Regions from separate parts of the Homo sapiens genome. Here region 1 is linked to region 2. The links are chromatin contacts, found by Hi-C in ENCODE. All regions are on one chromosome and are shown on one strand. The core of a region is the stretch at or near the end of the contact, and the rest is flanking DNA. Distances in the headings are between cores, read along the strand shown.

What was found. A loop is a pair of places that touch in the nucleus more often than their neighbours do. Pooled maps may share reads with other maps.
Region 1: a loop to region 2 is called in a pooled map, with 15 times the contacts of the local background. The contact joins two enhancer-like sites. A Hi-C loop is called at or near these places in 2 of 37 single-sample maps with no recorded cell type and 12 of 50 pooled maps.

Annotation. Positions count from the first base shown.
Region 1 is chr10:12,483,992-12,486,691 of GRCh38, forward strand. All of the region lies in intron 1 of CAMK1D (calcium/calmodulin dependent protein kinase ID), which reads left to right. Among named protein-coding and RNA genes, the nearest start is that of MIR4480, 93 kb to the right of the region's middle. RefSeq lists enhancers at 1,068-1,117, 1,168-1,427. Within about 2 kb of position 1,425, at least 16 of the 41 ENCODE cell types and tissues checked have a DNase peak (open chromatin) inside an H3K27ac peak, as active enhancers do.
Region 2 is chr10:12,213,491-12,216,340 of GRCh38, forward strand. CDC123 (cell division cycle 123) reads left to right here. Exons shown (of 13, transcript NM_006023.3): 5 at 2,250-2,345. Among named protein-coding and RNA genes, the nearest start is that of CDC123, 19 kb to the left of the region's middle. Within about 2 kb of position 1,386, at least 7 of the 41 ENCODE cell types and tissues checked have a DNase peak (open chromatin) inside an H3K27ac peak, as active enhancers do.

The sequences.
Region 1 (2,700 bases), core at 175-2,674, 270 kb after region 2:
TAATTTTCTTAATGAGCTGATTTTATAGCTGGTGACCCGGTGACTTCATGGGGGTGTGAGGTTGGTGCCCGCAGCCACAATCCTGGACTCGTAGAAGGCAGGCTTGGGTGGCGTTCCAAATGCTTCACTGCGCGCATCCAAGTGTCTGTCACCCATGAGCTTTGCAATAAGGAAGACATAAATATGCACCAGCTGGGCTCTGAGCTCCGGCTCAGCCTCCTCCCTGCTTTCAGCTTCCCACCGGGCATTGCAATCCCTGCTTCCGGCCCCGCCTGCTCTGCGGCTGGCAACACCAAGTCGCCATCTCTCTTCGTGTTTCACCTCCAGATACAGGAAAACGCGTGAACTCTGTGTTTGGAGGGAGGAGGGCCAATTACAGGAGATCCTGGGCTAAAACAGGAAGAAGAAACATGATTAAGGACTTTAAACAGGGATCACACAATCGTTCTTCTGCCTCCTTCCCTGCAGGAAGGCAGAGATCGGAGATGGAGAGCTGTCATTATCCTCCTTAATTATAGGAGAGAGCAGAAGTTCTTGGAAACACCAGCCAAGTCAGGGAGCCACTGGCAGCTGAGCTTACTTGTTCTTCCAAGATGGTGGAAGCCAGGCAGGGAAATAGCTGCGGGGAGGGTGAGCTCATTCACGGGGACCACTCAGCAGTGGAAGCGATGACGTCCCCTGGCCTCAGATGTGGAAAGTGTCTTCCAGGGGGCAGCTCGTGGAGGAGAGCCTAGCTTGTGGCTCTCTTGAGATGTTCTCCAGGTTTCTAACATGTGGCATGTGACTCCAGTGGAGAGGCCACTCTGCAGCTGCTCCTGTGGGCACAGTGACTCTGGGGGGGAGGGGGTGGGGCTGGGCTGGGCGTGTCATGGGAGGGCAGGTGTGATGACCAGGAAGCAGGGGTACCTCATGGTGTGCCCCGCAGAAATCTCTGCCCTTACTGGCTTCTTCCCTTCTCCTCCTACCCCAGGCCTTTTCTGTAATGTCACCGATTACCATCTGGTGTGGAAAGATTTGCTTTTCAGATTGGTGTGCTGAGCACAGCCGGACAGAGAGGAGGCTTTCGGGAAGGAAAGTCGCCTTCACGTCTTGCATGTTTTCACCGCTCCCCATACGGGTATTTCTAAGCAAGAATGCACACGGGCCTGAAATAGAATGCATTAGTAAGTGTAACCGAGAGGCGAAGTGTATTTTTAGCGAACATGGCTAAGGCAGATTATTACAGCGAGTGAGTGAGACCGAGCTAGGGGAGGAGGAGCTCCTGGGGTAGAGAGACGTGGCTGCCTCTCGGCTGTCCCTGGGGAGCAGAAGGACTGTGGCCAGTGGTGGCTCCTGGGATGGTCAGAGCTTCCTGGGGATTCTTTCTGGTTGTGGAGCTCCTCGTGCCCCCTGTCGTGGGGGAGGGAGTAGAAACAGGCAGCACAATGGTGGTGAAGCTTGGGCCCCAGGTTCAGTGGCGAGGTGGCCCCAGCTGCAAATGTGTCTGCTGCCACCTGCCTGTCCCAGGTGGAGGAGAGGGGAGGGCTGGTCACAGGGAGCCGGTGGGTCTGCAGGCTGCAGAGGCACTGCTCGTTGGGCCTGTAGGTGCTTTGGGAGTCCTGGAAGGGAGGGTGGGGCTTCGATTGTGACTACCAGATTGTGGCGTCTCTGCCACACCGCTCAAAACTCTAATTCAGCTTCTTTATCTGCAAACAGGAAATGTTAACGTTTTCTCGAGGAGTCATGAGTTCAAACAGGGTCACCGATAAGGGAGGGTTGGAACTTTCAGAAGAAAATTGCTAAATATGCCAAGATGTCATATTATTTTTTTCCCAGCATATTAACTAGGGCTTAAGACCTGATAGCCCTGTGAGTATGCGTCTGTCTCTTGTAGCAGCGCTGTTCGCTTAACAGAGCCAAATTCAGCCCAGAGTGAGTCTTTGGTGTCCATCCCAGGCTCTGGCTACCATGTCACCCAGACGGCCTGATTTGAAGGCAGTTTCCTTCCCAGGGACCACGGCAGAGTGCCACAAGATTAGCAGAGAGTCTCGTCTCCAGCTTGTTGACGTACGCTACAGGTCTTGGGATTTGCCAGCATCTTATAATTTTGTACAATAAATGAAGCACCCATGCAGTGCACACACACACGTACACATGCTATTAATTCTATGAGTCTTGGGACTTGCCAGTCTCTTTTTTTTTTTTTGAGACAGAGTCTCGCTCTGTCACCCAGGCTGGAGTACAGTGGCACGATCCCAGCTCACTGCAAGCTCCGCCTCCCAGGTTCTGGCCATTCTCCTGCCTCAGCCTCTGGAGTAGCTGGGACTACAGGTGCCCACCACCACACCTGGCTAATTTTTTGTATTTTTAGTAGAGATGGGGTTTCACTGTGTTAGCCAGGATGGTCTTGATCTCCTGACCTCGTGATCTGCCTGCCTCGGTCTCCCAAAGTGCTGGGACTACAGGCATGAGCCACTGCACCTGGCGGGGACTTGTCAGTCTCTTATAATTGCTTATGATAAATCATGCACCATGTACCCACGTGTGCATGTGTGCGCGTGCACACACACACACACACACACGTACAGACACTATTAGTTCTGTTTTTCTGGAGAACCCTAGTACAACTATCTGCTGAGTAAACTCCTTCTTTGTAGCCCAGCCAAAATGCCAGCTTCTCTGTTACAAGATTTTATAAAAAGGCAGCAATGAAGCAGAGCC
Region 2 (2,850 bases), core at 136-2,635:
AAAGGGACCTGACAACTAGATTTAGTCCATGATTCTGGCTAGACTGGATGCCTGGACCAGAAAAAAAGTTTCAGTTTTTTTTTTTTCTGTAGAAGACGTTACTAGGACACTTGGCAAATTTTGAATAAGATCTGTATTGTGTCAGTGTTAGTTCCGTGATTTTGATAGATAATTTATAGAAAATGGTAAAATCATGACTCATATAAAACTCTTTAATGCGTGTTGAAGATGTTATTTAACTCATGAGGGAACCAGACAGATTGTTAGAACTGGTTCAAAAGAGAATCCAAAGAAAAGATATATTTTTAGATCAGGAATATTGAAATGAGTATGTAAATGAGGCAAAACTGGTTTTGCCTCCCTGCAGTATGGGAGAAAAGACAATTGGACCTCTTCCAGATGAGATAGAAATTGCCTGTCCGTAAGAATTAGTTCATGTCACTATCACTTACCTAGAATTTGCCAAGTTGTAAAGTAGCTCACAGACCTGGCTAAAAACAGATAACCTAGAAGGTTGTGCTGTATGTAAACAGTACATAGTCTTCCACTTAAGACTGTGCATAAACTTTTTATAATTTAAATTTGTTTTAGGATTCTTATGGCAGGTTATCCTAAAGTTGAATAATTTTGAGGATTTGAGGGGACTGATCACATCTTTTAAAAGGCATACATGAAAAGTAATCCTTAGATGTCAAGCTTTATGGGATAGGAAAATTAAATTGCTTTGTCTTTGAAAGTTGAATTCTTTCCCGTTGTAAAGTTTGTGCAACAATGCCGTTCATAGGAAATACTGCCAGTGCCCATCTCACAGAAGTGGGGTTTATGGCTAGAGCGGTAGGGGAGCCAAGTCAGCCGCTTCAGGCAATTATAAGGAAATGCCCTCACATAAATCATAATTGCTTTGGATGGGGAGAGATGAATGGAAAATAAAGGACTCAGTGCTGCTGTTCATTTTGAAAACCTCTCTAAATTACTCTAGTCTCATTTCATGTATCTAAGCTGAAGTCGTCTAGTGGAAGATAGATAGTTATTAACCAGTCTAGAGGTCAGATTTATCTGTAACAGAAAGAAAGGCAGCCTAATTGGACCTTAAGCTCTCGTTTTTATTCCCTAGCCTTTTGCTCAAAGCTGTTTCTTGTTTTGGGGGATATATGACCATGTTTTAAAACTCATTTCTTTGGTCTTTTCTCAGACTCTTGTCACAGTTTTTTCTCTCGCATAGCTGGGTTAGATCTTGGGGATCCACATAACTATTTGATGTCATCTTGGAATGTGTAGTTTAGTTAATTCAAGATGTAGTCTGTCTTTTTTTTTTCCTAGGGAAGAAGTTGATTACTGGATTTTTTCAGAACTTATAGTTGCCCGATAGGGGGCAGCAATCCTCTTTACAGGGTATAAATGAAAATTAATGACTGCGTGGAGAATCTGTTAATGTTTTTGTTTTTTTATGTCTCTTGAGGGCCCTACTTCCCCCTCTCTTACTTACCTTTTTTTCTTTCTTATGTCCATAAGCTCCTGTGATAGTGACCTAGGCTCAAGGCAGGACATAATGACATCAGGCTTAAGTTCCTGTTTAACAGCAGTATTTCTATTCACTTCCGGGTCGAAACAAACACAGAACGTTTTGGTCACTAGCTTATATAAAATATGCATTTTAAAAATCATCCAAACAGGAAAGAACGTTTTACCTTGACTAAGGTTCACATTTTGAGTTTTGCTTGTTTTAAAACTTGTCTGGAAATAGCAGTGTTTAAATACAGTTTGCCACATCATTTATTTTTCATTCTCTCCGTGGCTTTGGGGAATACCATATGGCTAAGACTCTTCCTGCAAGTGGAAGGGCTTCTAGCTCTTCAAGTAGGGATGTTATTTCTGACAACTAGAGTATTGCTACAGGTGATATTCCACCTGTCTATTTTCTCTTGATGAATGCTGGTTTTATGTCGGTGTACAGAGAACCATTCACTCCTTCCTCACATCCTCAGAAGCCTAGTGACTTGTGTCATTTCAGCTTTGCAGGCTTTGATTGTCTGGAAAATGCCATTTAAGCAGCTGATTATTTTATTTCTCTTTTTGGTAAATGTACTTTATCACTGATTTTATTTAGCTGGGTTCAGAAATTCTGATAGTAATTTGTATTCTAAATTCTGTTTTTAACACCCTAAACTATAACCTTGAGATTTTGATCTTGTTTTATATATATACTGTGATGATATTGACGTGCCCAATGATTTCTTCTCTCTCTGTAGGCACCAGAATTTCCTGAGTTTGCCACTAAAGTCCAGGAAGCTATCAATTCCCTCGGGGGCAGTGTCTTTCCTAAGCTTAATTGGAGTGCCCCAAGGGTAGGAACACATAAGTAATTCTCTTACTGTTTGAATATTCTTTGTTTTGCTGTTTATTTCATTTCATATCCCTACAGAGGGTCTAATTATATTCCTAATTCTAGGAAAAATACTGTGGAATTTATTATTAATTTCCCTCTACTGTTTTACTTTCCGGATTTTGCTATACACTTGCCTGGGTCTGTGAAATACTGTATATTCTGCCAAAAGGTAGTTTCCACGTCTTGTGTTGCTGATTGTTTTTGAATTCTGAGGAAATTCATACTCTGCCCTTTTCAAAACTTCAGCTGTTCAGTTTAACAGAGAAATTTTTCTTTGTTGAAAAGTAATAAAAATAAAAAAAGTAATAGTGTCATAGGCTATAGAAATAGAGTGGTTGGAGAAGTCAACTGATCTTTTCTTAAATTGTGTCTTATTATTTTAATACTGCATTGACAAGATTTTTATAAAAGTTAAGGCCTGTGGAAAAATCCGTTAGTTGTTTTAATCCAATAGAAAACAGTTT